3 separate regions of the Homo sapiens genome follow, and regions 1 and 2 are each linked to region 3. Evidence: chromatin loops called from intact Hi-C (ENCODE). Cell type or tissue: IMR-90. All regions are shown on one strand. Links, peaks and the distances in the headings refer to the core of each region. The heading gives the core; the rest is flanking DNA. Region 1 overlaps LOC107986623 (a long non-coding RNA gene). Region 2 has its middle 190 kb from the start of MIR4643. Region 3 holds the start of LOC124901495 (putative protein PRAC2).

The links. A loop is a pair of places that touch in the nucleus more often than their neighbours do. Peaks named below come from ENCODE experiments on the same cell type or tissue, not always from the same donor. Only the 100,000 strongest peaks of a DNase experiment are listed, where the experiment ranks them.
Region 1: it touches region 3 in a loop (4-fold over the local background); 8 of 110 quality-filtered maps call a loop at or near these places.
Region 2: it touches region 3 in a loop (5-fold over the local background); 6 of 110 quality-filtered maps call a loop at or near these places.

Annotation. Positions count from the first base shown.
Region 1 is chr6:90,935,986-90,946,788 of GRCh38, forward strand. The region is part of intron 3 of LOC107986623 (a long non-coding RNA gene); the gene reads left to right. Among named protein-coding and RNA genes, the nearest start is that of MAP3K7, 350 kb to the left of the region's middle. In IMR-90, for the core only: a CTCF peak has its summit at 5,071 (motif pointing right); a DNase peak (open chromatin) is centred at 5,056; H3K4me3 peaks cover 189 bases.
Region 2 is chr6:91,324,094-91,334,896 of GRCh38, forward strand. No RefSeq gene overlaps it. Among named protein-coding and RNA genes, the nearest start is that of MIR4643, 190 kb to the right of the region's middle. In IMR-90, for the core only: a CTCF peak has its summit at 6,279 (motif pointing right); no DNase peak of the experiment used is centred there.
Region 3 is chr6:92,639,439-92,650,241 of GRCh38, forward strand. LOC124901495 (putative protein PRAC2) reads right to left here and starts at 5,736. Exons shown (of 1, transcript XM_047419663.1): 1 at 4,820-5,736. The coding sequence starts at 5,367. The coding sequence ends at 5,035. The region is part of intron 1 of LINC02531 (long intergenic non-protein coding RNA 2531); the gene reads right to left. In IMR-90, for the core only: a CTCF peak has its summit at 5,079 (motif pointing left); no DNase peak of the experiment used is centred there.

The sequences.
Region 1 (10,803 bases), core at 2,922-7,921, 1.7 Mb before region 3:
GATCAATCAGTCTTAAATGCGAGTTTACTAAGAGTGAGAGGTGGGATGCTGCCAGCATGGATATGTATTTTGAAAGGAATGAATAAAACTCAGCAATAGCGTTAATTTTACTTTGAAGTATATAATGAAACCCCTCAAGTACGGAGACTTCAACACCCCTTTCCCAAAATGACCAAAATTTCCATTTTCGAGCATTTTTCTTTCTGCCTTTTTCCGTTCCCTGTCTTAACAGAATTTTAAAAGAGCAGCTAATAAATGAAGTATACTTCAGTTTCATGTAATGGATTGGATCAGAAGGGAACGGATAAGATGATATTGGAAAAGCAGGTGGGGGTCGAAAAGCTGCCAAAGTGCTAAGCTGTATGGGTTCAATTGATTTCTGGCGTGCAGAACCCAGTCCCCGGATCATTCCAGCAAATGAGAGGAAAGCACTCCCTGTTCTGTTACAATTGCCAGCTCTTCTCTAGGGACTGGTTACCAGCAGGGCCAGAGGTGATGAGGGGGAGATAAGGCCAATTAAGAATTCAGACTGGGGAAGCAGGAAACAGAAGCCACAGGGTGAATTCCAAAGGGGAAGATGGGAAATGAGACTATGGGTCACTGTAAGCATTCAAGGTAGAATACAAATATGAGTTTTAAACCCGCTTTAGAGAAACTCATTTTAGTGGGAGTCAGGATCAAAGGAGGCTGAAGCTTTGCAATGTGGTTTCCAAAGGCAAGGCACCGGGGCAGAATAACTGAGTAGAAACTTACCATTAAAACCTAGCCCACTGCTTATCATCCTTTCTGTGTTCTTGGCACACTTTGGGATATTAGAAATTTTAGTGGTGTACTTGAAGGAATTCAAAAGCTCAAAACAAAACTAAGCAATTCAGCAATAATTTCAACCCAATCACCGCTATGGTGTGACTATAATGGCACCGTGTTCATAATAGCACCCCAGGGATTGGGAGCTAGACGGGCCTGCCGTGAAGGGTAGACAGATGGAGCTCTGGGTACTGGCTCAGTGACACTAGGCCCCTTACTTAATGACTCTCGTCATCAGATTCTGCATCTATAAAATGAGGAAGAAGAGTGGACCCCTTCAGAGGGGTGAGATGGAGAGGTCACTGCCCCTGGCCCTTGTGAGTGCTCATCCTGACGCTGGCCTCTTGGACCCCCACTCCCACCTGTCACTGTCCCCTCTTCACTGCCCTGAGAACACTCCCGCAGTGCTCCAGAGGCCAAGTTCTTGCCTGGCCAGTCAATATGAAATCGTTCTTGGGCAAAGGTGCACTGTCTTTTACCTTACTCACAGCAAGCTGTAGTTTTGCTCTTACTAAATCACAAGACCCACTCAGCAAAAAATTCTTTCTGACATCCGTGGTAATAAAAGTATATGCACTTGAGTAGCAAGGACCAATTTCATACACTGAACAAAATTTGGGAGCATAACTGAAAGGATTCACAGCATACCAGGGGTCCCTGAGCTGGCTGTTCGAGAATGATATTTGCAGGAAAAAGACGAAAGCTTAGTTTTCTCCCTAAATGAAGGCTTCCCTTCTACCCTAAATAGTGGGCTGATAAATGACTTAATTGTTCTGTCTTCAAGCTGGCTGCTGCCAGGCATTGTAGAGTCTATCTCGTTTTTCCCTTCTTGAAAGCAACCCTTTGAGGCAGGTGATGTTACTGTTTTTCAAAGTCATTTTATAGGCAAGAAAACTAAGGATTAGAACCATTAAGTGACTTCAAATCCAAGTCTTTATGATATCAAAGCTTCTGCTCTAACTGGGTGGTTCTCAATCGTTAGTGAACATCAGAATCACCTGGAGGAACTTGTTAACACCAACTGTTGGGCTCCATCTCCAAAATTTCCCTTTCAGTAGGTCTGACTTGGGGGTCTGAGAATTTGCATTTCTGTTTCCCTGAATGCTAAAGTTTCTGGTACTGGGACTACAGTTGAGAAACATTACTATGTATGTCCTGAAACCCTTGTTGATTCCCTCCAGAAACCAAAAGAAAATGCACATGTATATTCCTAAAATGAAAACATAACACTTTTATGGGAAATCAGAAAAAAAATCTTCATCAGAAAAACTTTGATAACCCTAGTCCTAAATTAGATAGTCACAATACACGCTATATAAAATGACTTCTTCAGCTTCAGAAGGTTTTTTTGTGGTGAGCTTTGTATTTCCCATGATGCCTAAGGCATATAACTTTGGTACTGCTTTGCCTAACTTTATGATTTATTGTTGTCATTTGGAATAAAATACTTCTATGCTTAGTACAACAAAGCAAGAAATGCCTGCCTAGAAATGGTTGTGGTTTTTCAGTGGTAACACCATTGGTATGATGTTTATTTGTTTGTTTCTGAGGTTTTGAAAATTGCTTTAGAAAGCCTGGGGGCAGAAAGCTTCACTTAATTAAAATATTTTAAATCAAACCACAGGAACTTCAGTTCATAGAGCCTCAGGGTACAGCCAGCAATTGTAAGAAACTCAAATGGAATAGGGTGGATAAATATAATAATATGGGGTATAACTTTCTGTTATTATTTCTGTTAACTGCGTTAAAGTAATTAGGCAACAGAAATAGTAAACTGAAAATCTTTAGTTAACTATTGGAATTCTGAGGCTATTTATAAATTGCTACACAACTGGTTTAGTGTTTCCCAGAGTGGCCTTGTAGTATTGGGAATAATGTTCCCAGGATGCTCAGTGAAGACAGGATTCCCTTTGAAGATAACTTTGGGAAATATCACACCACTCTCTCAGAAATAGACATTGCCCACTTGCTTAGGAAAGGCTCTTAGAAGTCCTGCATAAAGCAACCCACTTGACTTTGTCTAAACCATCATTTCTGTTTTTCAAGACGTTTTGATCACACAGCTTCTGATTCCCCTCTCACCCCAAGTAAGACCATTTTATAACCTATGGAACGGAAAAAGAAACTCCAGATAACACATATGTTTATTTTTCAACCAATTATATGTATATATTGTGAAGCCTTCCTCCCCTCACCCCCTGCCCCTGATTTCCTACTCCTTCCCAAGCGTTGACTATTTCTCTTTGCTGAAATAAGAACTTGAACATATACTACTTGCACACATTTGATGGCTGAAACAAGGCGCCAGGGATACTTGGGTTGCTTTCTGAGTTTATCAGTAGGTAGGATTCAGTAAAACCATGGAAGTTTGTTCTAAATGAAGAAAACATCAGTCAGAATTGTGTAGAGTCCAAAAATAAATTTAATTTCATTACTTCCAATGGATAACTTTATTTCTAGAATGCTGCCTAGGAAAGAACCTTGGGCAAGCCTATTCTATTACTAGAAAGGGATCATTTATAATTACAATAGCATTTGTTTGTCTGCTGAATGTACCTAAATTGCCTGAAAACTACTTACTTGCTCAATCAGTTAAACATTTTTCTCTTTGGAAATATTAATTTGCTTAGCAAATTCACTTTTCCTAGGTACAGGGAAGTAATCTTCAGCCACTTTTCCCCTAGCTAGAGGAAAGGTAAACTTTAACCTAACCATTTTTCTAATTATCACACGTTTTGAATTAATGGGGTCCAAATTAATTAAGGTTTTATTATAGTTTCATCCTTAGGAGACAAGGTTTCATTTCCCTCTTTTGAGATATTTTCCATCTGAATCAAAAGAAGATTAACCTCACTACTCTCATTGCTTGAAGCCAATGGGTTTCAACTTCTTTTTTCCCTCCTCAATGTACCTGAGGGTTACGGAACACTCCCTCTGTAAGGAAAAGATGAGGTGTGTGGGGGGCTATAATTAGGAAAATCTCCCCAGGTGATTCTGATAAGCTCCCTGCCCCTTCTTAAGAATCCTGGCATTAAGGCTTTGATTAAAAACTTGTAACCCTCAGGCAAGAGTGGAATTGGGGCGGGAAGGGCAGTGGAGGCCCTGACAGGACTCCAGCTAAGCAAGTTGGCAGGGGGTTTTGTCACAACTGGTCAGCTAAGGCATGAAGAAGCACAAAGATAACAGGTCAGCCAACAAGCATAAGGCAGAAGATTGCCATAAGCATTTTTAGCATGATTAGCTGTCTCCACCGTATGTACTGAACACTAGCTGCTGATAACCCAGGAGCAGCTGGGAGGAAGGAGGCTGAAGACCTCAGAACAAAACCTGCCTTTGGGGCAAGCAGGGACAGAGACTGACATTTAATCTGCTTGATGCTGGATCTGTGAATGAGATGGAAAAGTAAACTGCATCCAAGTACTTTCCCACTTTCTCCAATCTAGTCCACAGTAACCTGAGGTCTGTGATACAGAAACATCCTGCTAGATATGGGTTCATAAATGATATAGATGTGTACAAACCTTAGAAGAGGCTAAAATGTGATGTTTAGAAGAATTTATCTGTATAATAGAATATTAAGAGAGTCATCAATTAATATTAGGAGACTCACCATAGTCCTTGTTTTCAGTTCCTCTTATAATCTATCTCTTGAGGGTTTAGACAGAACAGCTGGTAATGATAAACAAACACTCAAAACATTTCTTTTGACTTCCAAGCAAAATATTAAATGAGTAAGGTATATATTTCCTTTGATATTGATGTACTGAATCTTACAGGCTATTAACTAAAGCCCTTTGGGAAATACTTTACCTAATGCTGTTATAGTTTTGTCTGTTCTTATTGTTTTATTCTGTTTAAATAAACTTGGATGTTTGTTTAATTATATCTATATTAATTATATCTATATTAAGTTCCTCCTAACTAGTTGTCCACATTTGATACCGTTGTAGCTATCTTCTAATACACTAACTTGAGGGTAGATCTGTTTAAAGGTGAAGACTGCTATAAAAGAGAATCTTCTCTTTTGTCTTGAGAATATCTGAATGCTTAATAGCTGTTATGTTCCCTTGTCACACTGAATTGAGTTTGGGCAACCAGGATTGGGCTAGTTGCAGCTCTATGAACACGAGCAAATCATTTTAGCTCTTTGGGTTTCAGTTTCCTTATCTGTTGAATATGGTTTCTTCCTGAGGCTGCTGTACGTGATTTTATAGGTCAGTGATACTGAATTAAGTTTCAGGTTTTGGACACTAGATGGTGATGTTGTGTTGCAATTTGAAGAAGTCTTCCTCATCTTAGCCAAGGTCGACACTCAGGCTTCATATTTGCTCAGCTTTTAATAAATACGGTGTATGATTAATGAAACTCTATCCATGAAACATACGTAATTGATCATGGAAATAACACAAATGGAAGAAGAAACCAAAAATAACTCTAGCTCCTTTTTTCATCCTACTTATATGTTAGGCAATTTATAAATCTATTGAGGCTTTAATGGCAGGCCTAGGCTCCTGATGCCCACTTCCTGTTTCTCACTTCTCTCATTCATCCTTTTGGATTCCTAAAACTACTCACCTCAGAAGTGCTTATGAGACTTTAGGCTGCCTGTTGAGATATCAGAAATATACAAATGAATGCAATTTTTGTTCAGAAAAACCTCCCTATAAGTACATTTCCTCATCCTAAGTCAAACAGCCTGAGAACAGTTCTCTCAGAAGCCTCTTCATGGATGATTTCCTGCTTGTTTACAAATCAGCAGTAGAAGGAGAATGAGTTTACTAAAGTGGTGGCTGCCTTTCTCACTCTTCCTGGGAGTGAATTCTTTTGAGCTCAAAACACAGAAGGACATAAGAGTTCCTAGAACTCCCTTTTTTTGGGTCCTCTGTTTCCTGACTCTGAGTCTGCAGATTTTCCTGATGGTTTTAGGCTGGATGATGGCAATCACATAGCCACTCTACTATGGTTCTCTCATAGCTACTCACAGAGCCACTCTGCTGCAGGATAACTTGCTCATGAAAGGAAATGCCAGATTAAACCCCTTGCCACCCTGGACCTGGGTCCTCCAAACATGGAATAGGTATGTGGGGGAAGGAATGAGTTCATTTTGAGCAATTTAACACATATTTTAATGTAATTATACCCCATTAAAAAAAAGTAGCTTTTCCCCACAGTGGCATACTCCTTTACTGACATGAATGAGTAATTGGAAATGGGGAAGGCCTTTCACTGGCGATCCTGTGTGCTGTCTCAGCAAGATAGCTGTACCAGACGGGGCTGGGGCAGCGATATCACTCTGGTAGGTACCGCTCCCTCAGGCACGGTTGTCCTGATTTATGAAACTGGCAGTTGTCCTGGTTCTTATGATAGGTTGGGTCATCGTATTACATGACCTAACCCTGAATCTCAACCAGAGTGAGTAAATCTCTGCTATCTTTTGGCTAGATGACACAATCAATTGTCACTTTACTTTTCTTTGACTTACATACTCGAACACATAGAACTATAATTCACTTGAGGCTTACAAAAAGAAAAATGGTTTTAAATTTGAAATGTTTCACTCCCAGCAGAAAAAGCTGAAGGAAAATTAACTTGACTCTCATAGTCCAGTAATTTAAGGCTAAGAGAAAAAAGGTCCCTTTATACAGTCCAGAAACATCTACCTTATGGAACATTTTAATTCCTTGGTCTAAGGAACCTAAGGCAGAGATAGGCTCCCGGAGGACCTGAGACTCAGAATTTACAAATTAAATTCTTTCCCATTCATTCAGCAATAGAAGAAATACAACTAAAGAATGCAAAGAAACAAAAAACTTTGAGACAAATGCAAAGGGAACTTGGAGTTAATTTTATATAGCCAGAAGAATGGATTCATAGGGGTAGCACAAAGACCATTTTTTAATGAATTGAGCCTGTACTTGAGTGATAGCAAGGAGATAAATATAATGTGGAACTTGGCATGAATGAATAGAAATCCTCACAGCTACTAAAGCCATGTCTCTTTTAGCTTCATTGTGTAGTTACAACAGAGCAGTTTAAAAGACCAGAATAAATGTGACCTGAACATTTGTCTGTCTTAGGTTTTATGAGTACAATTTGAACTAAACTGTGCCAAATCAGTAAAGAAAACTATGAAAATAAATACGTAATAGTCTAGCATCGTATTTAAAATGTAATATAGCTCACTAACCAAATAGACCCCAGATTTAAAATACATTTCAAATATTATTTAGGGTATTTTGGGATCATTTTTTTTCCCAGGTACAGCAGATAATGGCAAATTCAGTAGGACTTGGTAAGAGAATTTCATCAGAAGCAATAAACAGGCAGAGTGAAAACTGATTATATTCTGATTTATGTAGTTCATTCATGTTCTGAGCTGTTTGTTCTGGCAAATGTACATTCCCTGATTCAAAAATTTCTATAAAGGTGATTTGGTTCAAAAAAAAGGTTTTATGTCTAGGGACCATACAGATTTTAATCATCTTCTTTGTGCTCTGTTCTGTGTCTTCTTTGTGAGGCTTTTCTACCCTTCAGCACTATTGTTTCTCAAGGATGATTTTTATCAAGAAAAACACGCAGAGAGTAGAAGAAGATTTAAATCTTAGTAGAGGTTTATTTTAGTTTATTATTATTTTTTAGTTTAAGCTGGCTTGGTGAAATTAAAAACAACAACAACAACAACTCTTCCCAAAGCAAATGTAGTATTTGAGAATAACATAGGAATGGGTCCCTAACACATGAGCAATTATTATGGTGAGGAGTGAGATTCTGTTCACTCACTGCAAGAAGGGGATGCTTTCATAATGTCTCTATGTGGTGGAGGAGAGGGCTGGAGTGAAAGCTGGGATCAGGTGTCACGGGGACATCAGTCACTCCTTCAGCAAATAGGATTCTGAGTTGTTGCTGCTCAATCTAGGGCTCAATACAGCAGTGAATAAGTGAACCACTTAGGGGAAGCCAAACACTGAATGACTGATTATGTGAAGAATGAATGTTGTGGTGATATGTAGCATACTTTATTTTATTTTTAACTTTTTCAGTTTTTGTAGAGATGGGGTCTCACTTTGTTGCCCAGGCTGGTCTCAAACTCCTGGGCTCAAACAATCTTCCCACCTCAGCCTCCCAAAATGCTGGGATTACAGTGTGAACCACTGTGCCTGACCAGTGTAGCATACTTTAGAATACACACAATAGGAGAAAGAATAGGACAGAGTTAGCCCAGTGAGGAGCCAGATGGGCAGGAGATAAGTGTTTTTGGCTAAGGAAACAAAGCCTGTGGAGACAGAAACCAAGAGGAAGAGTGGCATGTGATTGGGCTGGTGAGGCCAGTGCAGTACTTACAGTCCATATTGAAAATGTTGGTCTCTAGTCTAAGAATAATGGGAAACCTTAGAAGTGTTTCACAAGACCATTGCTCTAGCCACTGACCTATGGAGTCACTTAAAAGTATTTTAAATAGAGGGGTGTCGTCATCAGTTTTGCCTCTATAATAATATTCTGATTATACTGTTTTATAGTCAAACATGAAATTTTTCTGCTATTTCTAAATTCCAGGAGGAAAGTCTCATTATAATTCTTATATAATGGCACAAATTCATTCAAGTTGGGAACTGACTTTATTACCTAATCTGGAGAAGGCCGTTAGTCTTTTACATGGCGATAGAAATTTGTATTATGGTAACTAACATTGTAAAAAGATAGTCAATTTATAAAGAACTGCTTGTTAAAAGAAGCTTTATTCTTCAAATTCTATAAAAGAAGCTTTTAAAAAGTAACCTTTCTAGTGTTTTAATATTTATTCTGGAAAATTTAAATGTATTTTTGATAGGATAATAATGTACTCACTTGACCACCTCTTCTAATTTCCAACACTATAATTTTTCTCATAGGCTTTGTTTAATCTTAAAAATCCAATAAGCAATATAAAAACAGAGATATAAAGACTCATTACACTATATGGACCCACCGGAAAGTCAATAAGCAATCAACTTACTGAGCCCTCTGAGATATGATATTTTTAAATGCAGTAATGTGAATGGTGAAAATTTTTTGGAGGTTAGATCAGTTTAATTCTGGTTTGTATGGATATTGCACAGAATAGATACTGCTATTGTTGTCATCTTTTCACTTCAGTCTGTAAAGTAAGAATTCCATCATCTGCCAGAATTACCAAAATCAGGATGTTTCTCCTTATGTATAAATGTGTGTGCACGTGTACATATATGAGCATATGTATACTAACACATGCAGTTGTGCAAGAAATGTCATATTATCTTTCTGTATTATTCTGTATTTTTCTGTATTATTTTTCTGTTATCCTGAGTGCCCACCACACCAGGGTGGCAGGGAATTTAGTCTCCTTCGTTACTATGTCTCCCTTCCTGGGAAGATTGATACAAAAGCCCGGAATTTTATTATGTTGGTGCAAAAGTAGCTGCAGTTTTTGCCATTAAAGCAATGGCAAAAACAGCAATTACTTTTGCACCAACCTAATATATGCAGTAGTATGTTCACAGACCGCCCTCTTGTTTTCAGGTCACAGTGGTCACACTGATGTCATTATGGTTCTCAAAAAATGGTGGTTCTTCTTGTTCCAGGCCAGGTTGGTTTCAGAAATATTTGCTGAGCCTGAGAACTCCAAACCAGCTTCACTTGGGGCACCACAAAGCAATTGCTTTCTGTGGTCCTGAGATGTTCCTGGGACACACTGTGGAGAAAGACACAGGCCCTGCTATTCTCCACTTTCTACCTGACCTTGAAAAGTCTTTGAGAAAGTCCTTTATGAATTTAAGCATTTGAAACCAAAGCCAGGGGGTGGCCCAGGGATGTTTTAGTCAACTTTTGCTTTCAGCCCTAAAACACAGGACACAACTCTGACTGGGAAAAGGACAAACGCAGTAAGAATTAACTTAAAAATGTCAAAGATTACCCAACCTACATGTGTTCATTTTTGCAAGGGAGATGCATATAATAATAATTAAAGAATGATGAAAATTATAGCAGGTAGGAAAACCCAGCACCTGCATGCTTTCCATAGGCCAGCCCACAATGACACTGAGAGATTAACAGGTGCTATCTCATTTTCTCCTCATGGCCCCGAAAGGCAGGCACTATTGTCCTTACCTTAAGGATAAGGAGATTGTAGATTTCGAAAGGTTAAGTAGCTTGTTCAAGGTCCTACAAGTCCTCTGTAGGGGGCTAGAATTGGTCAGTGTCTGGGGCTCCGCTCTCAACCCTATGCTCAGCTTTTGCGTCTCATAGGAATCGCTCTTAAAGCTTTTCACTAAGATAGACGTCCATCTGTCTGCTCCAAAGCAACAGGAGAGAACTTGAGGAGCATGCTTTTTTTTTTTTTTTTTTTTTTTTTTTTTGCCACCAAAGTTCTTTTGGTGCACATTTCCAGTAGATTGCACATCTCCTGAAGGTCTGTTAAAGGTGGTCAGAATACAACAATGAATTCAGAATAAAATTGATTTAAAGACTTGTTTACATAGCTGATATTGAAACATGGGCTCTAAGGTAGATATATTTTCCAACATGAAACCGAATGTACTATTCTTGCTTTTATCTTCATGTCTACATGTTTTCTCAGTCTAGATCAAGTTTTTAGCCCTGTGAGGACTTATGTAAGACATTTAACGTCAGTTTTAACATTAGACGACTTAGTTATAAATTTGTTTTGTAGATAAAACACTATGCATAATTTTGTAATTTTTCTCTTTAGGCTAATGAATGAAAAAACAAGCTGTAGCCTAAATCTACCAATGTCAATAAAAACTAATTTACTATCCTTCTGCTTTGCCACCTCAAGTACTTTTCAAAGCTTTCAAATTATACTGAATTTAATATACATACATATAAATGTACATACATGTATATATACATATATATGCACATATATATATATAAATAGGTAAATGTGTTTGCTTTCCTTGGCATGTTTCAATATATACATGATATTATAATATCATTATTAATTTCAATGTAATTTCAATG
Region 2 (10,803 bases), core at 3,619-8,618, 1.3 Mb before region 3:
ATAACAATTAAGATATGAAATCTTAGTATATGTTAGTTACTATGTTAACTGCTTTAGATGGATTATTTCACTCAGTTGTCATGATATTACCATGAGAATCTTACTAGAAAAACTATTTAGTGTCCAGGTAATTTGCCCATGGTCTTAGACAGTATGAGGTGAAACCAGAAATAGAATGCAAGTGAGTAACTCGAATACTTTCCTCTTAAACTTGCACTTCCCTGTCCACTAAAAGCAGACACTCTTCTCTGGTCAGTTTCTAATAAAAGATGCTATAATGTTTATTATCAAAATAATAGAGAATGAGTTGAATACTTGGAAAGTTGAAAGATTTTGTTTAAAAAGACATTATGGTTGAAGATAAGAATACATTGCCTTACTAGAATGCTGTTCAACAATTTACCTGATAATGTATTTTACAGAACCATTACTATAATATATTCCCAGAGAATTGTATACATTCTCATTTTATCTGAATTCGGTAAATAACAGCACTACCCAGACTATATCCTAGCTAATGTAACCAAGAAAGCAATTTCTAAGAAATGACATGTCCCAATATTGATTCAACAAAGTGTACAATGCCATATACAGAAGAGTAAATTTTATTTCTTTCTTTAGTAGACATTCATCATATATATTTTAAAATACGAGAGATTGAAACTTTTGGGAAAAAAATTAGTGTGTAGCTCGCTACATTTATGTATCTATAGGGAGTTACTATGGTTGTTTTTTGGTTAAATGGTCCATAGTGAATGAGTGATTGTGGCTAATATGACTACCTTTTACAGAGAAGGCTAGACTTTGAAGAAATCCAACTGAGCAGGAATGTGTATAAATAGATCAGCATATAAATCTTGACTTGTCATTGTCCCACTCCCTTGCATTATTTCTGTTAACAATGATTCCCTTCTAGAAATATTATGAGAAGAGTAGGAATTTATTTTCTCTTTGATATCCTTGGCAAGCATGATGAACATTAACTTGTTTAGTTGTGGAGGAGGAATTTTGCATTATCAATGATTTCAATGCTATTTCTGGCACCCAGGTTCAGAAGAAGATGTATAGCCTCTTTAAAAAGGTGTCATCTTGAATCCAGAATGTTTTATTATTTTTAGTTGGGAGCAGCCTCCCCGAAATTTCACTATAAATAATGATATAATTATTTATGTCAACCAGTGATACATTCAGGAGACCCTAATTTTGCTTAATTTTTTTTCATGAAATCTATAGATGTATTGTTCAAATATATGAAACATATTTAGGTGCTTCTGGGACTTTAGTGTTCATAAATATAAATATTATTTTTCTATTTTTATTTTATAAGTTTGATGTACTGAGATTTTAGAAGTGATGATAAAAAAATTGGAATTTTTAGAGCAATCTTCAGTGTTTCAGGAAGCAACTACATTCAGTGTTCTGCCAAAAATGTTAATAGCTTTTTTCCTTTTCTAATCATAAAAGTAGTACAAACATTGTAAAAATTCAAATAAGAGAGACAGTTTATTTTAAAAAATCATCCATAACCTCACCACATAGAGAAAGCTGGTATGGTCAGTTCTGCTAAAATATGACATATGTGTTCTTAAAACTCACATTACTATAATAAGTAAGCTAATTAAAAGTAAATATGTACATTTATTTTAAAAAGTCTCAAATCAACTTTGTTAACCCTTGCCCCTCTGAACCCTTGCACACCCTGTTTCTTAAAGATGCCATTGTACCAAAGTAAGGATTTTCCATTTATCTGTACTCCATCACTGTCCCCTGTTCATTCACTTCATACTATTTTTCACAATTTCTATCTTTGTATCTTTGTGGCATGCTGAGAGTTACAGACAGATGCAGGAGTAAGAATGACGTAGCATCTTTTCGTTAAATATTTGGGGAAAAGTTTATTTCTAAAACAAAACATATATACATTTTTGTATGAATTTAAAAGTTACTCTTACTCCAGAGATAGTTTTCCTTTGGTAAAGGTTACTCTGTCCTTCCAAGATTTTTGGTGAAAAAATCAGAATGCAAGAATACAGCATTATGGATGCTAAATTCCCAGAAGAAGAATTTTATAAGAATTTTAAAGATATTATGCAATTGCTGACCTATGACTTTGTATCAGTATACCACCCACCCCCGCCAACAGTATCTAAGTGTACACATTTTTTCCATTAAGGCTGTAATGATGTAAAGAACTTTAATTGTAAACTTATATAACAGAATAAGCCAAATCCTACTAGCTTCATCAGGGAAACTCATCGAAGTTATTATTCAATTGGACATTTAAATTGTATACTGCACTCATAGACCTCGTGTGTGTGTGTGTGTGTGTGTGTGCAAATATACACGTGTGCTCATGCATGTTTTGTCTATGTTTTTATTTAAAGCAGGCAATATTGAGTCCAATGCGTTTACAAATATCAAGTAATAATAATAAATAAGCTTAGTTAGTAAAGTCTAATTCTTTTGCAGCATCATGTTTTTCCTCTAGTAAGGACAACAATGAATGTTTGTGTTACTTTAAAATGTGTTCATTTTTATCTGATTCTAAAAGCTTTTCTAGTGACATAAGCATTCTTCAGAACATCCTTTTCTGTGACATCTATGTATGTCTTATAGTTTATTTTAGTGAGCCTACATAGATATCCCATGACACTGAATTTTATTGGCATTTTCCTTTGCTTTTATTCAGCTTGGCTCTGTAACATTTACTTTGTCAATTATAGTCATCTTAGTATTCACAGTCAATTCTACCACTGTGTGACTTTAATTGTATTTCGCTAAATTAAAGAGGCATTATAAAGTTGTTACCCTTTGATTTTTCAGTTTAATTTCATTTTTCTTTAATCTTTGGAGCAACCAGATTATCAATTAGCATAATAAAACAGTCAGTGTGGAATTTAGTAACTATATTGAATATTCTATAAAGTAGGCTGGTTTGTACAACATCAGTGTATGCAAAGAATGGTAAAATGCTTATTCTCTTACTACACCTTAAGAGTATCCCCGTATGTATCTTAAACTGATAGTATATTGGACCATTACACAGGAAAACATTGTTAATGGGTGAATAATATTAATGCCTTGCACTTTAGTAATACATCTTATTCAAAGACCCTAAAGTGTTTCACATATGACAATTAATCAAGTCTTACCACATTACTCCAAGCCAGGTATTATTATCTGCTATTATAATTTAGATAAACTATCGTTATAGTTAAGAAAGATGAAAGATTAAGTGACTTGTCAAAGATCACATATTAGTTCAATACGGGAGCAATATAACTCAGATTCCTGACTGCTGCTATTAACATTAAGCACAGCCACCATGCATGTTATCCAGAGAGCACAGCACTGTTCTTTTGAAACCGCTTACTCTATGCCCACCTATTAAGAAGTTTAAGTGAACATGAATATAATGGCATTAGATCGTGTATCCACATCCAATGCCAAATTTGGAGGCAAGTACGTGTGTAATTTTCTGAAAGATGGGAAAATGTTAAACCCATAAGTTAGCATCATTTTTTATTAGAAAATGTTGTAGTGCCTTTAAAATAGTGCTGAGCTATCTCATTGTTCCTAGTGACTGCAAACGTGAGAACAATGGAAAATTGAAAGTGGTTTTCATTGATAGTGTAGTGGAGCTGTTACCAAAGTAGATGTTCTAGGATGAAGTCTTTTCACAAGACTACTGCTCAGATGTCATGATTGCTCTGGAGTGTTTGCAACAAAGGACACTGTTGATTTCTTTTATGATGTTTCTTTATAATTTGAGGGAATGGCAGGACTCGGAAGTCTCTTTTTTGCTTTTTCTTTCTTGTTTTCTCTCTATGAATGATTTTTTTTTTTCTGGTAAAGGTAGTTTTATTTGGTTGAGGTCTTTTGCTACTAACTCTTCATTCAGTGCTGTAGATCCATTCCAATGTCCATTTAGTGAGAATCACTGGGAGCGATTTGTGCAATTGATTGGTGACATCGAGCACAGAATTGATGCTTCATTGCTTTGGGAGTCCTTCCTAGAGGAGACAGAATTGTCAAACAAAATGCAGGAGAGTATTTCATCTGGGTGAAACTGGATATCACAATTGTTAGAACTCAGCTTCTGAAAATCCTGCTTATTTTCTCTCTGCTTTTTGACACCAAGCCGTGCCTAACTCCCCTGAATACTAGAGTGGTTTGTATTTGTATTCATGGTAGCTGTGCACTAAAACTACTGCAGATAATTTAGGTAATTGGCAAACCACAGGGGCACTTAGTCTGCTCACCTGCCTATTTTAGGTTGGCTCATCATCACTCTAATTGGCAGTGGGTAGTTACTGGTCCATTTGCCATGTATTATGACAAAAGATGCTAATGGGCCCCGGCAGTGGGTGGGTTGTACCTTTGCCCTGCTTCTGGCATGCAGAAAGCAATCCCACTGTTTTTGCATAGCAAGTAGCATGGCTGGACATTTTTCCTACATCAAAAAGAGCTTTTCCTTTTGAAAAATGACAACTTCCCCTGGCAAAGGCCTAATCTCAGAATTGACACGTATCCTTTCTCGCAGCCACCATATAGTACATTGTCCCTAAAAACAAGAGTACATCAGTCAAGGTAGTTTTCATCATTTTCACCACATTTTTATTATCAGAACTCCTCTGAAGCTTGAAATTGAAATCTGTTTCTTTCTTGACATTTTTCTCTATATTGGGCATGTAATTATGGGCCCAAACGAAGTTCAAGAGGAATGGATCAACAAAGCCCACAGCTAAGCACACTAAACCTTGATCTTGGAGGAAAATATGAATTCCAAGGTGGATTTGGACAGCTGTGCTATGAATGCCACAGTGAGCAAATGTGGAATCAGAAGGAATATCCCATGGTTAGCTGACATTTTTTTTTTACATAAATTCAAGGAACATAAGCAGAAATTCAGTTCTCCTAGCACACAGGATACTGGTTCTTAGCATTCTGAAGATAAGAACTCATTTGTAAAATAACAAAAAATGGTCTGCTCAGTGGATAATAATATTGATTTGACCAACTATCAATGGAGGGTATGTTAGTATTAATTCAACAATTTTAAATAAAATGTTTATTTTGTTAATTACAACAGCAACTACGCTTGGGGAAAAATCAGCGTAAGAGAGACATCATTCCAAAGGCTGGGCTTTGCACACAAATATAGATTAGCAGATACATAACAATTGCTCTGTGACCTATGGTTTGAAAATTGCTGATGCAGAGCCTATGAAGAAAGGCCTAGTTTATTTTAGTGTTGTAGTGCAATTGTGATGATAAACATTTATCAGGTTAATAAAATGGATTTATGATATGATGACATTGTGTGAGATGCATTTGTAGGTGGGTTTACATTAATTCACTAAAAAATCAGCCTAGAACTAAGAAAAAATAATTAATGTTTATTGATTAGAATGCTGTTAAATTATCTTTTATTTCCAACTGTTTGTCAGGTTGAATTAAAGTTACATGCAGTCATTAACATAAGTTGGTATGCTAAAGTTTTAAATAATGTGCTTGGATTTTAAACAACACGGAATTCATTCAGAACAGATACTGCAGACTCTGGCAATATTTTCACTCAATGATATTAGTAATTAGATCCAGGATTTTTCTAAAGCTTATACTTTAGGAGCGTATGAATTATGCTTGCATCTACAATTCCCCTCCGCTGGACATTGTTTTCTGCTAGATTATTAGCTGGAATATACCCAGACACTCTTATATTCATCTTTTGTGCTTGAAGATGCCACTGCTAATGGGCATTATATTCTGTGAGTGTTTGAGTGAGAGCAAAGTTAGAGAAGTGGCTGACAATAGTCTTTTTTCTCTGGTGGTGGTGGTGGCTTTTTGTGTAGAGAGAAAGATTCAGGAAGCTTTAAACCTTTGTTGAAACTGGTTCAGTGAATCTCTGTGAAGAAGCACTGGTGATGGCCTGTCTGTCTGTCTGTCAGGTGGTTTTCCTGTTATCTATGTAGAGGACATATTATTAGCTATGTTGTTCCTTGGGGTCTTATTGTATTTCTTTGAAGTGCTTGGCTAATGGTTATGTCACCTCAGCTACTCTGTGGAAGTCCTACCAGCCAGTCAGTCTCTGTTCCTGTCACAAACAGTACACCTATCCTAGCTTAATTGTATTCCAGGACTTTAGGATGGGTGGTTCATGGACCAACATTTCTGAATTTTAGCACTATTGCATTTGGAAACAATTTTTTGTTCAGGGCTGTACTGTGTGTGAGTGGTAGGATGTTTAGCAGCATCTCTGGCCTCTGCCCACTAGGTGCCAGTAGCACCTCCTTGCTCTGGTTGCAACAAGCAAAAATGTTTCAAGATGTTGCCAGTGTCCTCTTGGGGACAAAATGATTCCAAATTGAAAACCACTGTCCTAGGCTATCATGTGATGCTCAGTATGGCCTATACATAATAGGATATCAAGAAGATGGGAATGATGCTTATAATATGCCTAAAACATCTAATCAGAGAAACAGGACAATTCTATGGCCATTTTATAGGCCTTCAGTTTGAAGAAGATCTGTGCCACACTGCCTCTAACCAATATCATTCTATTTTTGAAAGGGATAGCAAATGGTTACATAAATAATAAAGATGGATATACTCTGTGTGTGTGTGTGTGTGTGTGTGTGTGTGTGTGTGTGTGTAATTTTCCCAGTATGATTCCTCTGTAGGTAAATGTTCTCAAGCCAAATTTCAGAATGTTTGGTGCTAATGTGTAAAGTCATATAGAAGCAAATTGCCTATTTTATGGACTTGAAATTGAAAGGGATTTGTAAATGTTACCACATTGATTTCTTTAGCTGAGTTTGACCTTAGTGGATGTATAGGAACAAACTATATTTCTTCTTTAGTTTTTTGGATAAAAGGAAAAGAGTGACCTAACTAAAATGGAAAGCTTATTGTTATTTTAATATAATGCATTCCTCACAGACCTTAGGAAGATCTTGGAGTCAGGGTATGAACAGCTGTTTGGAGTCATTCTCACATTTGTTCATGCGTTCATTTAACAGATATTTATTGAGCACTTCTTCTGTGCCAGAAGCACACAAGAGCCCAGTGTCTTCCTCTCTTTCTCTTTCTCTCTCTCTTCTCTGCATGGTCACTTCAGTCTTCTCCCTCTATTCCTCAGGCCCAGTTTTATGAGCTTCCTGGCCAATATGCAGAAAATAAGGTGCCCACATAGCTGACAAGTTTTCCTTGTCTTCTGCCTAAGAAAGTTCCTTCAGCTGAGGAGACCATCTCTTCGTGCTATTCACAGAGTTTAAGAGAAGGGACTCTGACTATCCTAATTGGGTCAGGTGCCCACCCTGAGCTAACAGTTGTGCCCAGCATGTACTATCCCAGGGAACAAACATGACTGCTGGGAGCCTTCCTCCACAGTCATATGAATCACATTGGAGGGAGCAAAGTTCCCAGAAAAGAGAGACTGTGTAACTCATCCTCAAAATCCCCAATTTGGAACAACATTTTAAGTGGCAAAATGCAAAAGGTGCACATAATAACTGAAGCAAATAAGAGGAAGTTGGGTGCAGGCCATAGTTGGAAAGTGTGTGTGGCTGCTCAGGGACATGGCTCCTCATCTTCAGTGATATCTAGAAAGTTAAAGAGAGCAGACAGAGGTGGGATTAGTATGACTATGTATGTACAAGCCACAGAAGTGGGTTAATTTCTCTCTAGTCCTTTAGAGATTTGGGAGATAGTTTGGGAATAATTCAGGAGTAAGTAAATAGTGATAGTAGCTGGGTGTGGTGGCTCTGCCTGTAATGTGAACACTTTGGGAGGTGGAGGCAGGAGGATGGCTTGAGCTCAGGAGTTTGAGACCAGTCTGGGAAACATAAGGAGACCCTGTCTCTAACAAACAAACAATAAACAAACAAGCAAACAAAAAAGGGAGAGAGAAAAAGTAAAGAAAAAGAATCTGGCATGAGAAGGCTGAGGTGTGAGGATCGCTTGAGTCCAGGAGGTCAAGGCATCAGTGAGCCATGATCACGCCACTACACTCCAGCCTGGGTGACACAGCAAGAGCATAGACGGGATTCTCATAGACCAGTTAGTTTGGCATTATCAAGCTGTAGATACAAGAGATTGTTCAGGAGGCCCATGTGCTGGGACATGATGAGAGAGGAGGATGCAGGGAAAATTTCCTCCTACCTCAGCTCCTCAGTACCCTTTCCTTTCACCACCCCTGGGCACAACTAGTGCAATCCAACGAGATAAGCTTGTAAGGCTGATGGGGATGCCCTGCCGTTTGTGACCATTATCATAAACCTTAGACCAGTTGACTCCTTCTAGACCTCCCATCTATGCAATACTTGGGCATGACCAATATGTTGAGGGGAAGATTATTAGAATCTTTGAAAAGCCAACACATAGTTGAAGAGAACACATCCACTTTATAATTTTATATTTGACAGAGAACTTGCTCAGGCCAAAACCAAATTTTCCAACTTCTACCATGATTCATGAGATCTTGCATTTGGGAGGAACTGTGCATTGACTCAGGTGATGATGAAGTGGCATATTTTCCCCAGTTTTCCTTATGTTTCTATATTCTTCAGAAAACTACAAAGAGTGATTTGCATACCATGCCCTGGGAAATCCAAAATTCTCTAGTGAATTTATACCAAATGCTCTCAAAATCACCATCTAATTCATAATACCACCTTACTTATTAATAATTAATTAATCAATGACTTGATATACTTAGGTAATACAGACTGTGGGGAAAAAAGGTAACCATGATGTTAGTTTCCTAGAGAAAGAGCAAGAATGCTTTCAGAGAAAGTCCAGCAACTCACCTGCTGTGGCATGGTTACTGGTGATGGGTAATATACATTCTCTGTTAATGGTGTAATGATACGCTTGGGCTTATTGCACATCCAAACATGATTAGTGTTTTCTACTTTAAAATGACTGCATAGAATACAATGTTTATTTAAGAGTAAATAATAGGAGTAAGCTAATTGAAAACTCAACTGCAATTGTAGCAATTGTTTAGAATTTGATTTTTTTAATATTTTAAATAATTTTTATTTCTGGGAGAAATATTTTATCACTATCAGTGCACATTCATAATATAAAGCAGGCTGACTTTCAGTTGCTTTTATTATTGTTTTCAAATTCTCTCCATACAGTGCAGCCCTTCATTGTATACTCTGGGGTAGAAGGCTTCTCCATGTCCTCCAGTGGTACAGCATTGCTTCTGTCTTGAAATATTTCCTTCTCTGTGTAATCCTCAGTATTTTCCACATGGGAATAATAATAGAACCTAATAGTTTTATTTTATATGTTGTGAGAATTAGACAATTTATGTGTGTGGAACATACTAGGAATTCAATTATTGTTACTTATTCCAATAAAAAATTGAGATTTTTTTCTTCACTCTTTTTTTATCACTAGGCAAGCTATAGATTTCTATTGGATTGACTGAAAACTTAATGAAATGCTTTCTAAGCATTCCACCATTTTTCAAATTTTCATATAATGAATCAAACCACATTTCTATTTTCCTGGAAAAAATGCAGGGAAGTTCTTATTACAAAAATGTTTGGCATCATCAGTAGAGTTTGGATCTACTTATAACTAAATACATTTTGCTGTTGATCTGAAAAGTTTGCCATGGTGCTAAAGCCCTTCATTAGGATAGAACTAACCATGTGGACATTGGTCGTTGTGAATTCTTTTTGTCTGACTGAAGTAGGGGGGAAATAACATTTTTAAGTGACTCTAGTTTCTTTAGTTTATATAAACATATCCAAAAATTTAGAATGCAATTGGAAGCCGGCATCTGAATATATTTATTTATTTGTTTATTTGTTTATTTGTTTATTTTATTTTAAGTTCTGGGATACATATGTAGAGTGTGCGGGTTTGTTGTTACATAGTTATATATGTGCCATGTTGGTTTGCTGCACCTACCAACCCATCATCTAGGTTTTAAGCCCCACATGCATTAGGTATTTGTCCTAGTTCTCTCCCTCCCCTTTCCCTCTTATCCCTGATAGGCCCAGGTGTGTGATGTTCCCCTTCCTGTGTCAATGTGTTCTCATTTTTCAACTTCCACTTGTGAGTGAGAACATGCAGTGTTTGGTTTTCTGTTCCTGTGTTAGTTTGCTGAGGATAATGTTTACCAGCTTCATCCATGTCCCTGCAAAGGACATGAACTCATTCTTTTTTATGGCTGCATAGTATTCCATGGTGTATATGTGCCACATTTTCTTTATCTGGTCTATCATTGATGGTCATTCAGGTTGGTTCCAAGTCTTTGCTATTGTAAATAGTGCTGCAATAAACATTTATGTGCATGTCTCTTTATAGCAAAATGATTTAGAATTCTTTGTTTATATACCCAGTAATGGGATTCCTGGGTCAAATAGTATTTCTATTTATAGATCCTTGAGGAATCACCACACTGTCTTCCACAATGGTTGAACTAATTTAAACTCCCACCAACGGTGTAAAAGCATTCCTATTTCTCTGCATTCTCACCAGCATCTGTTGTTTCCTGACTTTTTAATGATCGCTGTTCTAACTGGTGTGAGATGGTATCTCACTGTGGTTTTGATTTGCATTTCTCTAATGACCAGTGATGATCAGCTTTTTTTCATATGTCTGTTGGCCACATAAATGTCCTCTTTTGGCAAGTGTCTGTTCATATCCTTCACCCATTATTTGATGAGGTTGTTTGTTTTTTTCTTGTACATTTGTTTAAGTTCCTTGTAGATTCTGGATAATAGTCCTTTGTCAGATGGATAGATTGCAAATATTTTCTCCCATTCTGTAGGTTGCCTG
Region 3 (10,803 bases), core at 2,165-7,164:
AAAATCTCTATTTTGTGAAAAGTTAGGTGTAAAATATAATCTTCCAGAACTGTTTGATAGATATCTCTGTACATATATGCGCATAAGACTTTGAAATTCCTCATTCAAATATTCAGTTCATTATGAGAAAAAAAAGTTAATCATTTTTCTACATGAGAGCATGATGAGATGTATGTAGATACAATTCTGTATTTATCAAAACAAAATATCATATCGGTCTAAACTCTAAGTTGCATTTAAAGAGAGTAAATTCAAACCTTCTCAAAGGGAAAACGGAAAATAACAGCTCACATGATTCAAAAGTCCAGGGGTATGTATCTGGCTCAGCTCACTAAAGGTGCTCATTGGATATCTCTCTCTCATGCTTTCTTTTTGAAATGTCTTCCAGGACTTACAGAGTTTTCTTTGTTCGGTGTTTTATAGTAAGTTATAATTGTTTACTATACAGATGCTAAAGTTTTCATGTTTTCTTATATAAAAACATTCCTATGGCTTAAAAGTAAAAAAAATATGAAAAGTACTCAGAGAACTCTCACTTGCACCACTGTATTCTTCTACGAGTTCCAATCTATCGTCCCCTTTCATCACCATGTTGACTGGTATTATCCACTTCCTTCAGATTTTCAGATTAATTTGCATAAAATGGCATAAAGTAGACTTTTGGAATTTTTTTAGTTTCTGTATTTCAAATGTTATTATCTCCTTTTCTCATTGCTTGCTTTCGTTCCTCTTTTTTGACTAGTGTAAATAGTAAGTGTCTCACTGATTTTTTTCAAAGAGCCAGCCTTTGTATTTATGCATTTTTTCTGTTTCTATATTTTCAAATTCTTGACTCAGATTTTTAATTCTTATGTATGCCTACTTCGTTCACTTTGTCCTTTTTCTTTTTTTATTATACTTTAAGTTCTACGGTACATGTGCACAACATGCAGGTTTGTTATATATGGTACATGTGCCATGTTGGTGTGCTGCACCCATTAACTCCTCATTTACATTAGGTATATCTCCTAATGCTATCCCTCCCCACTCCCAATAAATGGTGCTGGGAAAACTGGCTAGCCATACGTAGAAAGCTGAAACTGGATCCCCTCCTTACATGTTATACAAAAATTAATTCAAGAAGGATTAAAGACTTAAGTGTTAGACCTAAAACCATAAAAACCCTAGAAGAAAACCTAGGCAATACCATTCAGGACATAAGCATGGAGAAGGACTTCATGTCTAAAACACCAAAAGCAATGGCAACAAAAGCCAAAAGAGACAAATGGGATCTAATTAAACTAAAGAGCTTCTGCACAGCAAAAGAAACTACCATCAGAATGAATAGGCAACCTACAGAATGGGAGAAAATTTTTACAACCTACCCATCTGACAAAGGGCAAATATCCAGAATCTACAAAGAACTCAAACAAATTTACAAGAAAAAATCAAACAACCCCATCAAAATGTGGGCAAAGGATATGAACGGACACTTCTCAAAAGAAGACATTTATGCAGCCAACAGACACATGAAAAAATGCTCATCATCACTGGCCATCAGAGAAATGCAAATCAAAACCACAATGAGATACCATCTCACACCAGTTAGAATGGCAATCATTAAAAAGTCAGGAAACAACAGGTGCTGGAGAGGATGTGGAGAAATAGGAACACTTTTACACTGTTGGTGGGACTGTAAACTACTTCAAGCATTGTGGAAGACAGTGTGATGATTCCTCAAGGATCTAGAACTAGAAATACCATTTGACCCAGCCATCCCATTACTGGGTATATACCCAAAGGATTATAAATCATGCTGCTATAGACACATGCACATGTTATGTTTATTGCAGCACTGTTCACAATAGCAAAGACTTGGAACCAACCCAAATGTCCATCAATGACAGACTGGATTAAGAAAATGTGGCACATACACACATGGAGTACTATGCAGCCATAAAAAGGATGAGTTCATGTCCTTTGTAGGGACATGGAGGACGCTTTGTCCTTTTTCTAACTTTTTGAATTGTATGTTTAATATGTCTATTTTGGGTCTTTTTCATCTTTATTAATATAATTACATAAACTTACTGATTTTTCTATGATCATTGCTCTAGATACTGCATAGATTTTGATATATAAGAAGGGCATGATAATTATGTTCTAGAAATTTTGTAAGCTAAGTTTGTACTTCTCCTTTGAACCAAAAATGTTTAATGGAAAACTGTTTTTTAACTAACAGATGTAAGTATCTTTTTTATCTTGTTATTAATTTCTAGTTTTATTACATTACAATTAGACGGTTTTTGTATAATTTCCATATTACAGACCTTATTGAAGTTCTCTTTATTTCGTGGGAGGCACATAGGAAATTAAATAGAATATATTTTTACAATATTTCGTGAGAACTTGAATGCAGTGTACCTATTATCTTTCTGTTGCGGAGCAATGTATGCATGTGTCTTCATAAAAAATCTGCCTTACTATGTTACTTAGGTCTTTTGAGTGCTCAATTACTTTTATATACCCGTTGTATCTTCTAAGATTGACAGTTATTTCAAAGTCCTATCTTATTTGTTTCTGTTTTTCCTAGCATCTCCATTGGTTTCAATGTTATCAAGATGGCCACTGTGTGAATATATTTATAAATCTTAATTTTTCATTGTGAAATGTAGCCCTTTGTGCATTATAAAGAATTCTTCACCTTATGTAACGTTCTTTATGTTGAATTCATTCTGACAGATACCAAGATCACAAGCCCTGGTTACATTTTGTCTCATTTTCAGGTGACCTTGGCTCATTTCTTCATTTTCAGCCTTTGAAATCACTTTTTAAATACATAATTGTATAAAGCATACAACTGAATTTGGATTTGACCCAATTTGAAGGCTTTTCTTTAGTAGGTTTGTTAGGCCAATTATATGTATTATATAATGCATCTGCTTGTCCTCAAGTTTTGTTATCTTTTGTTTTATCATGTGATATTTATTGTGGCTCTTTCACTTTTTTTTTGTAGTTTGTTTTTGCTTAATGTTTGTTTTAATTTTGCTGTAAATGCATTTAGTTTTGTTTTAATTTCTTCTGGTAATTATGAACGTTACTATTTTTATTTTAGTAGCTATTTTTATTCTAGTGTCCTTATAGAATGCTTTTTTCTTTACCTCTCTTCTTTACTTAGACCTCTATATGTTTTCTCAACTTTAAAGTACGTACTTTAATTTCCATCATCTTTTATCCCAAAGACAATAAAATATCTAATGCTTTTTTCACTTTTGTCTCTTTCTTCTTTTCCGATGTTTTTAGTTGCAATATTTCTATTTTGTTAGCCTCTATAACAAATAACATATTCTCCCACGTGTATATCCACATGTGTTTTAGTCTTAGGTTCTCAATTCAACATTATTTAATACTTATCACCAACTCTTTTGCTGCAGTTCCCTTAACTGTATCTTGGTTGGAGGAGGGTCATTTCTTATTGTGCTACTAGCTCTGCATATTTTGACATTTTGTTTGGGATATTTGTTGGATGAAAATCATATTATCTATTTGCTTTTATTTTTCTACTTCCCAGTAGCCCCTACTCTACCACTGGGTCTCAAATTTGTTTCTAGTATTGCCATCTAGGATTGAATCTTCCCTTGGGGGTAAATCCAAATTAATATTATTTACATTATATTATTACTCAGATTCTGCTGCAGTCTTCTTCTGGTCAGTCCCTAAGAAGAAATGTTATTTTAAAGATTGTCTTTTTATTCTGTAAAATTCAGTCTTCCTTAACCTATAACACTCCTAACCTTAATATGAAAGTATCTGTTACAAAGACTTCCTTTTACCATAAAGTTTACAAAGATTTTAATTAACACAAGAAGAAAATAGAAAGCATTAAAACTGCGATCATTTAAATTCAAAGTTGTGTAAATATGGTTATTTTACAATATAAAATTTGATACTTTTAACAATAATTCATTTCCAAAGTACTCTCAGTGTTTCTGGCACCACCTGTTTACCTCAGGGAAGAAAAATCCACATTTTCTTTGTGTTTAAGTGGATACTACAATGATTTAAAGTGTGTCACAGGAGCCAGGCATGGTGGTAACAGCCTATAATCCTAGCTACTTGGGAGGCTGAGGTGGGAGAATTACTTAAACCAGGAGTTTGAGAACAGCCTGTGCAATATAGTGAGACCCTGTCTCTAAAAAAATAAAATAAAATAAAATAAAATGTGTGTCACAAAGACAACATTTTAATATCCCAATTTGTATTTACAAATGCTTTATGACCAAGTGTCTATTAAATAAATGTGAAGGGGAAAAAGCCAAAACTCAATAAAAATAACTCTGATGGTAGTTTCTTTTGCTGTGCAGAAGCTCTTTAGTTTAATTAGATCCCATTTGTCAATTTTGGCTTTTGCTGCCATTGCTTTTGGTGTTTTAGACATGAAATCCTTGCCCATGCTTATGTCCTGAATGGTAATGTCTAGGTTTTCCTCTAGGGTTTTTATGGTTTTAGGTCTAACGTTTAAGTCTTTAATCCATCTTGAATTAATTTTTGTATAAGGTGTAAGGAAGGGATCCAGTTTCAGCTTTCTACATATGGCTAGCCAGTTTTCCCAGCACCACTAATTAAATAGGGAATCCTTTCCCCATTGCTTGTTTTTCTCAGGTTTGTCAAAGATCAGATAGTTGTAGATATGCGGCGTTATTTCTGAGGGCTCTGTTCTGTTCCATTCATCTATATCTCTGTTTTGGTACCAGTACCATGCTGTTTTGGTTACTGTAGCCTTGTAGTATAGTTTGAAGTCAGGTAGCGTGATGCCTCCAGCTTTGTTCTTTTGGCTTAGGATTGACTTGGTGATGCAGGAAAAAGGCCACAAGAGGGGCTGCCATGGCCACTAACGGAGATGGCCCTGGTAGAGACCTTTGGGGGTCTGGGACCTCTGGAGTCCCCATGCTCTAACTCCCACACTCTGCTATCAGAAACTGAAACTTGAGGGTTTTCTCTGTTTTTCACTCGCAATAAATTCAGAGCAAACAAAAGATGTGGAATCTGAGAGATTTATTCCACTAGTGTGCTAGGACCATTAAAAAGACAAGGGCGCCCCCTTCCGGCAGAGGCTGACCACTCCAGCAGAAACTGCGGACAGGCTTTCATCCCCGGCAGAGCTACAGGCTTCCAGCAGCCTGGGGCCTCGTGGGTACTGAGCTGCGTGTGGGGGTCCAGGACCCGACGTCGCCTGCCATTCGGCCAGGGCATCGGCAGATGTATTGGTCCAGCCCCCGAGAGACCCAGGAAGAAGGCAAGGAGGTTCGGTACGAGCGATCTCGAATGGAAGAAGAAGGCAGTCCGTCTGCGGGAGCCAGGCCGCAGCGCCATCCACCTTCTGTCCATGTCTTCTTTAGTAATACATTTATCTTCCTCGCCATAACAATTCGCGGTGTGGACGACCCCCTCCCCCTCCACTTTTTTTCGGATTTACTTGTATGGAACCTGTGCAAAAAATATTTAATTTCGTTTTGTATTAAACCCTTCATTGGGAATCCCTTCCCAATTTTAGTCTCCCACCTATCCCCGGACGACTACATTGAAATCTCTCTTATTTGTGTTTAAATCACAACAAAATCTACAAACCTATATTCGCCTGCAGCTATTTACTTTTAAATAAGGGCTATGTTAAGCTACAGGAGGAAATGTTTTGCTTACCATTCGGACAAATGTGTGAACACAACTACAAAATGGGAGAAAATTTTTGCAACCTACTCATCTGACAAAGGGCTAATATCCAGAATCTACAATGAACTCAAACAAATTTACAGGAAAAAAAGAAACAACCCCATCAAAAAGTGGGCAAAGGACATGAACAGACACTTCTCAAAAGAAGACATTTATGCAGCCAAAAAACACATGAAAAAATGCTCACCATCACTGGCCATCAGAGAAATGTAAATCAAAACCACAATGAGATACCATCTCACACCAGTTAGAATGGCAATCATTAAAAAGTCAGCAATCAACAGGTGCTGGACAGGACGTGGAGAAATAGGAACACTTTTACACTGTTGGTGGGACTGTAAACTACTTCAAGCATTGTGGAAGTCAGTGTGGCAATTCCTCAGGCATCTAGAACTAGAAATACCATTTGACCCAGCCATCCAGTTACTGGGCATATACCCAAAGGACTATAAAACATGCTGCTATAAAGACACATGCACACATATGTTTATTGCAGCACTATTCACAATAGCAAAGACTTGGAACCAACCCAAATGTCCAAAAATGATAGACTGGATTAAGAAAATGTGGCACATATATACCATGGAATACTATGCAAACATAAAAAAGGATGAGTTCATGTCCTTTGTAGGGACATGGGTGAAGCTGGAAATCATCATTCTCAGTAAACTATCACAAGGACAAAAAACCAAACACCACATGTTCTCACTCACAGGTGGGAACTGAACAATGAGAACACATGAACACAGGAAGGGGAACATCACACTATGGGGACTGTTGTGGGGTGGGGGGAGGGAGGAGGGATAGCATTAGGAGATATACCTAATGCTAAATGACGAGTTAATGGGTGCAGCACACCAGCATGGCACATGTATACATATGTAACTAACCTGCACATTGTGCACATGTACCCTAAAATTAAAAGTATAATAATAAAAGAAAAAAAAAAGGAATGACCTCAAAAGAAAACTCAATATAAATATGAATCAGAATAATTTCAGTTCCTTAAGTTTTCAAGTTTTTGCTCAGTTTTCCTTGACACTCATTGAAAGGGTTACGCTTTGTGTCTCCATCTAAATCTTGAATTGTAATCCCCAGATGTTTAGGAAGAGACCTGGTCGGAGTGACTGGATAATGGCGGCAGTTTCTCCCATGCTGTTCTCGTGATAGTGAGTGAGTTCTTGAAAGACATAGAGTTTTCTGTTTGGCAAGTTCCTCCTTTGCTCACTTTTTCTTCCTTGCACCATGTGAGAAAGTCCAAGCTTGCTTCCCCTTCACCTTCCGCCATGATTGTAAGTTTCCTCAGGCTTTGGGTCAATTACTCTTCCCTTTAATAAATTACCCAGTCTTGGGTATTTCTTTATAGCAGTGTGAAAACAAACTGAAACATTCATTATTATTTTTGAGTACTTAAAAATAATGTTTACTAGGAAATCTCTAGATAGCAATAATGTTTTTGTAATCAGTGACGTGATGGAATGCTTTGTGATTCCTTTGAAATTTAGAAAAAACTAAAACCCATTTTTGTTCAAGTAGGCAGCTGAAACCACTTCTTGTGTCTTATAATTCATATTTCATTCTCTAACATGGATATTAAGAATATAGACATGTGTTAAGGAATGTGTTTTCTCTTTGGAAGTGTGAAGTGGGGAGAAAACAATCTGCAACCCAGTGGTAGACATCAATTTGCCTCAGATTTCTTTGGAATCAGAAAAGGTAAATTGAATAAAAGCATGCATTATGTAAGTAAGTACAAAGTTGTCTATGTATATACGCACATAATAGCAAATAATATGAGACCTAGAAGTATTGCTGGAAATAATGATTTTAGAATAAATTCTTTTACATTATTTTTGAAAAGTAGTTTTATAAGCTAAATTTTCCTTCAACATTTTTCTTCCTAAAATTGTAGTTATTATTTTAAAAATATAGTCTTTGTACTTTGGGAGGCCAAGGCAGGTGGATCACGAGGTCAAGAGATGGAGATCATACTGGCTAACACGGTGAAACCCCGTCTCTACTAAAAATACAAAAAAATTAGCTGGGCATGGTGACGCACGCCTGTATTACCAGCTACTCAGGAGGCTGAGGCAGGAGAATTGCTTGAACCCACGAGGCGGAGGTTGCAGTGAGCCAAGATCGCATCACTGCACTCCAGCCTCGGTGACAGAGCCAGACTCCGTCTCAAAAAAAAAAAAAAAAAGAAAAAAAGAAAAAAATTACATACATAGTCTTTGTAATAGCTAACAGATATTAAGATAAATTAATTATACCAATGAACACAACAAGATTACTTCAGCAGCACAGAAGAATGATGACTTACTAGAAAAATGTCTGTTTCATTTCATATGCAGGGATTATTTTCCAGGGTCAGAAAACCATGTAAGCAAAATGTTTACAAAGGTCTTTTCAATATCATTGTCTCTTCTGTACTCTCTCCCCTTCAAACCTAACAAATGAAACATGCAACATAAATATAGTTCTAGGAAATATACATATGTCTAATTTTTGTTTTAACTTTGTAAAAGTAATGGCCAGAAGATCAAATCCTGATAACCAAGTTAATGATGTATCGTAGTACAGGTAATGTCGTTCTAAGAACATGCTGCATGCAGAAGTGTGACTCATGAACCAAGCACTTGACTTTGATCTTTAATCAACCTCTGCCATGCTGCAAGGCCGTAGGTCCACTGCCAACTCCTCCATATCTCAGTTACATCACCTCGTTTTTGTAATAATAAATTCCTTGGATATTTCTATATATCGTGGTAAATTTCAAGTGGAATGGCTGTTCTGAAAGCAATTTAAAAATTTAAGGCACTCCACAGATACTCAATCATGTTTGTAGAGTCCTTTGTTTTCTTATGCAGTAGGAACTAATAGATAATATTATTCAACCCCAGGGTGTCTTTATAGATTTTGTTCCCTCAGTTCTTAGATACAAAGAAATACTTGAAATAATGTTCACCTCAAATTAATAATAGTTATCCCTGGATAGTGGAATTGTAGATTTCTTTTTGTTCTTTCCTTCGTATTTACTGTACAGTTAGTATTTTTCATGAAGCATAAATTACTTTCACATATAATTACTTTTTTCTGACATTAAACTTGAGCACAATTAAAATACAAAGAAAAAAATACATATTGTAGTATCTATGAGAAATTTTAATCACTATAAAATACTTCTCTATATCAAAAAGTTGAATGTCCCAATGGACAATTCACGTGAAGGATATATGAATGATCATAATAAATATAAAATGTTGCTTTTCTATAATCAAATAAATGCAAACATGTAAAATTAGGTTTGTCATTGTAAAACTGTTGAAATCCAAAGTCAAAATGAAGATCTCAGGTTGGGGGCAGTGCACATTAACTGCAAATTAGTAACAACAGTAGGAGTGACAGCTGGCTTTTCAACATAAACAATGAAAGCCATAAATTAACAAGCTGATTCTAAAACTCACGGAAATGCAAAGAAGCAACAATTATAAAGGCAATTTTGAACATGGAGAAAAAAAACTGGAAGATTTATGCTCCCAGGTATTAAGACCAATTTTAAAGATCCATTAGTTAAGACAATGTGATACTCGTGCAAGGAGAGCAAAATAGGCTATTAAATAAAATTTATGGGATGCCATTGTTTTGGACTAAGCTCCTACACTAGGCTCCAGCAAAACAGATCTAATCAAAATGGAGTCACTTATTCTAAGGTTCCATGTCACCAAATTAAAACAAAGTTGTTTATCTGACCTTCTGAGAAATGGAAAGTGAAATGATATCCAAACACAGGAACAAGACAGTTTTATCTAGAGTGACGAGGAAGTCCCTTCTGCTTTAACCTTTACAAAGAAAGTAACCAGAAGTAGCCTGATGTTAACTAACCTATTTGTTTGTTTGTTTGTTTACACATTTTTCTGGTTCCCGCTCAAGCTACCTTATAAAAGCTAGCTCTTCTGCCGGATCTTTAATGGGATGATGCCTGATTCATGAATCACAATAAAAGCTAATTTAATCTTTAAACTCAATTTGTTATAATTTTATTTTTAAAAAAGTCTAATGAAAGAGATAAAACAGAAACAGATCCATGTTTACAATAACTTAAGTTTCTTATTTTATATTTAAAATGTGAGGCTGTAATGCAGTGGATAAAGGATGGAATACTCTATAAATTGCACTCGATCAATTTTATTCATTATAATATGTTGACTAAGACTCTCTCCTTTGACTAAAAAAAAGGACTCAGACTCCTTCAGCTTCTCTACTTGACTAGGACCATACTCAGTCTTGCCTCTCCAACCTTTTATAATTCATTTCGAGGAAGAATCCAGCTAAATCAGTTTAGTGAAAATCCACCCTTAGTATCTGACCACTCTATATATTATCACCTTGGCCTGCCTTAAGCAAGAATTCTGTTGAGTCAGTCTAGCAAGAATTACCCTTAAACCCGATGTTTCTTGTTAGTAAAATTTCCGTCACTTACCCCACCCTATTCCTTTGCTATACATCCCCACTTGTTCCTGCTGGAGTCAGAGTTGAGTCCAAACTCTCCCCTTCACCGACAGACCTAATTGCCTCACTGCTATGACCCTTACAGTTATCACCATACCACCCCAAACCCTTCAATAGAGTCCTACTTACTGCCTTTACCGAGTGTAATGAATAACTTTCCTATAACAATACTTTTATACTTCGAAAAACCTTTCTAGCCTACCCCACACAATACATAAAAATAAATCGCATATGGATTACATCTAATGTGAACAGTATAACAATAAAAAAAATAAAAATACCTTCACTAAAAGTAAGTAAAGATTTCTTAAGAAGGACATAATAGTACTAACAACAAAGAATAAAATAAGAATAGTTGTCTAAAGTTAAGGACTTTTTTCTATTTCTTAAATGACATCAGTAAGAAAATAAAGAGCAAGCAATAAACTAGAGCAGAGTATTTTCAATATATTTATCTAACATAGGATTCATGTCCAGGACATACACAACTTTCATATAAATCAATTTTTAAATGGCAGGCAATTCAGTACAGAAATGAGGAAAAAGACTTGGATAGATGCTTCATACAACAGAATATCCAAA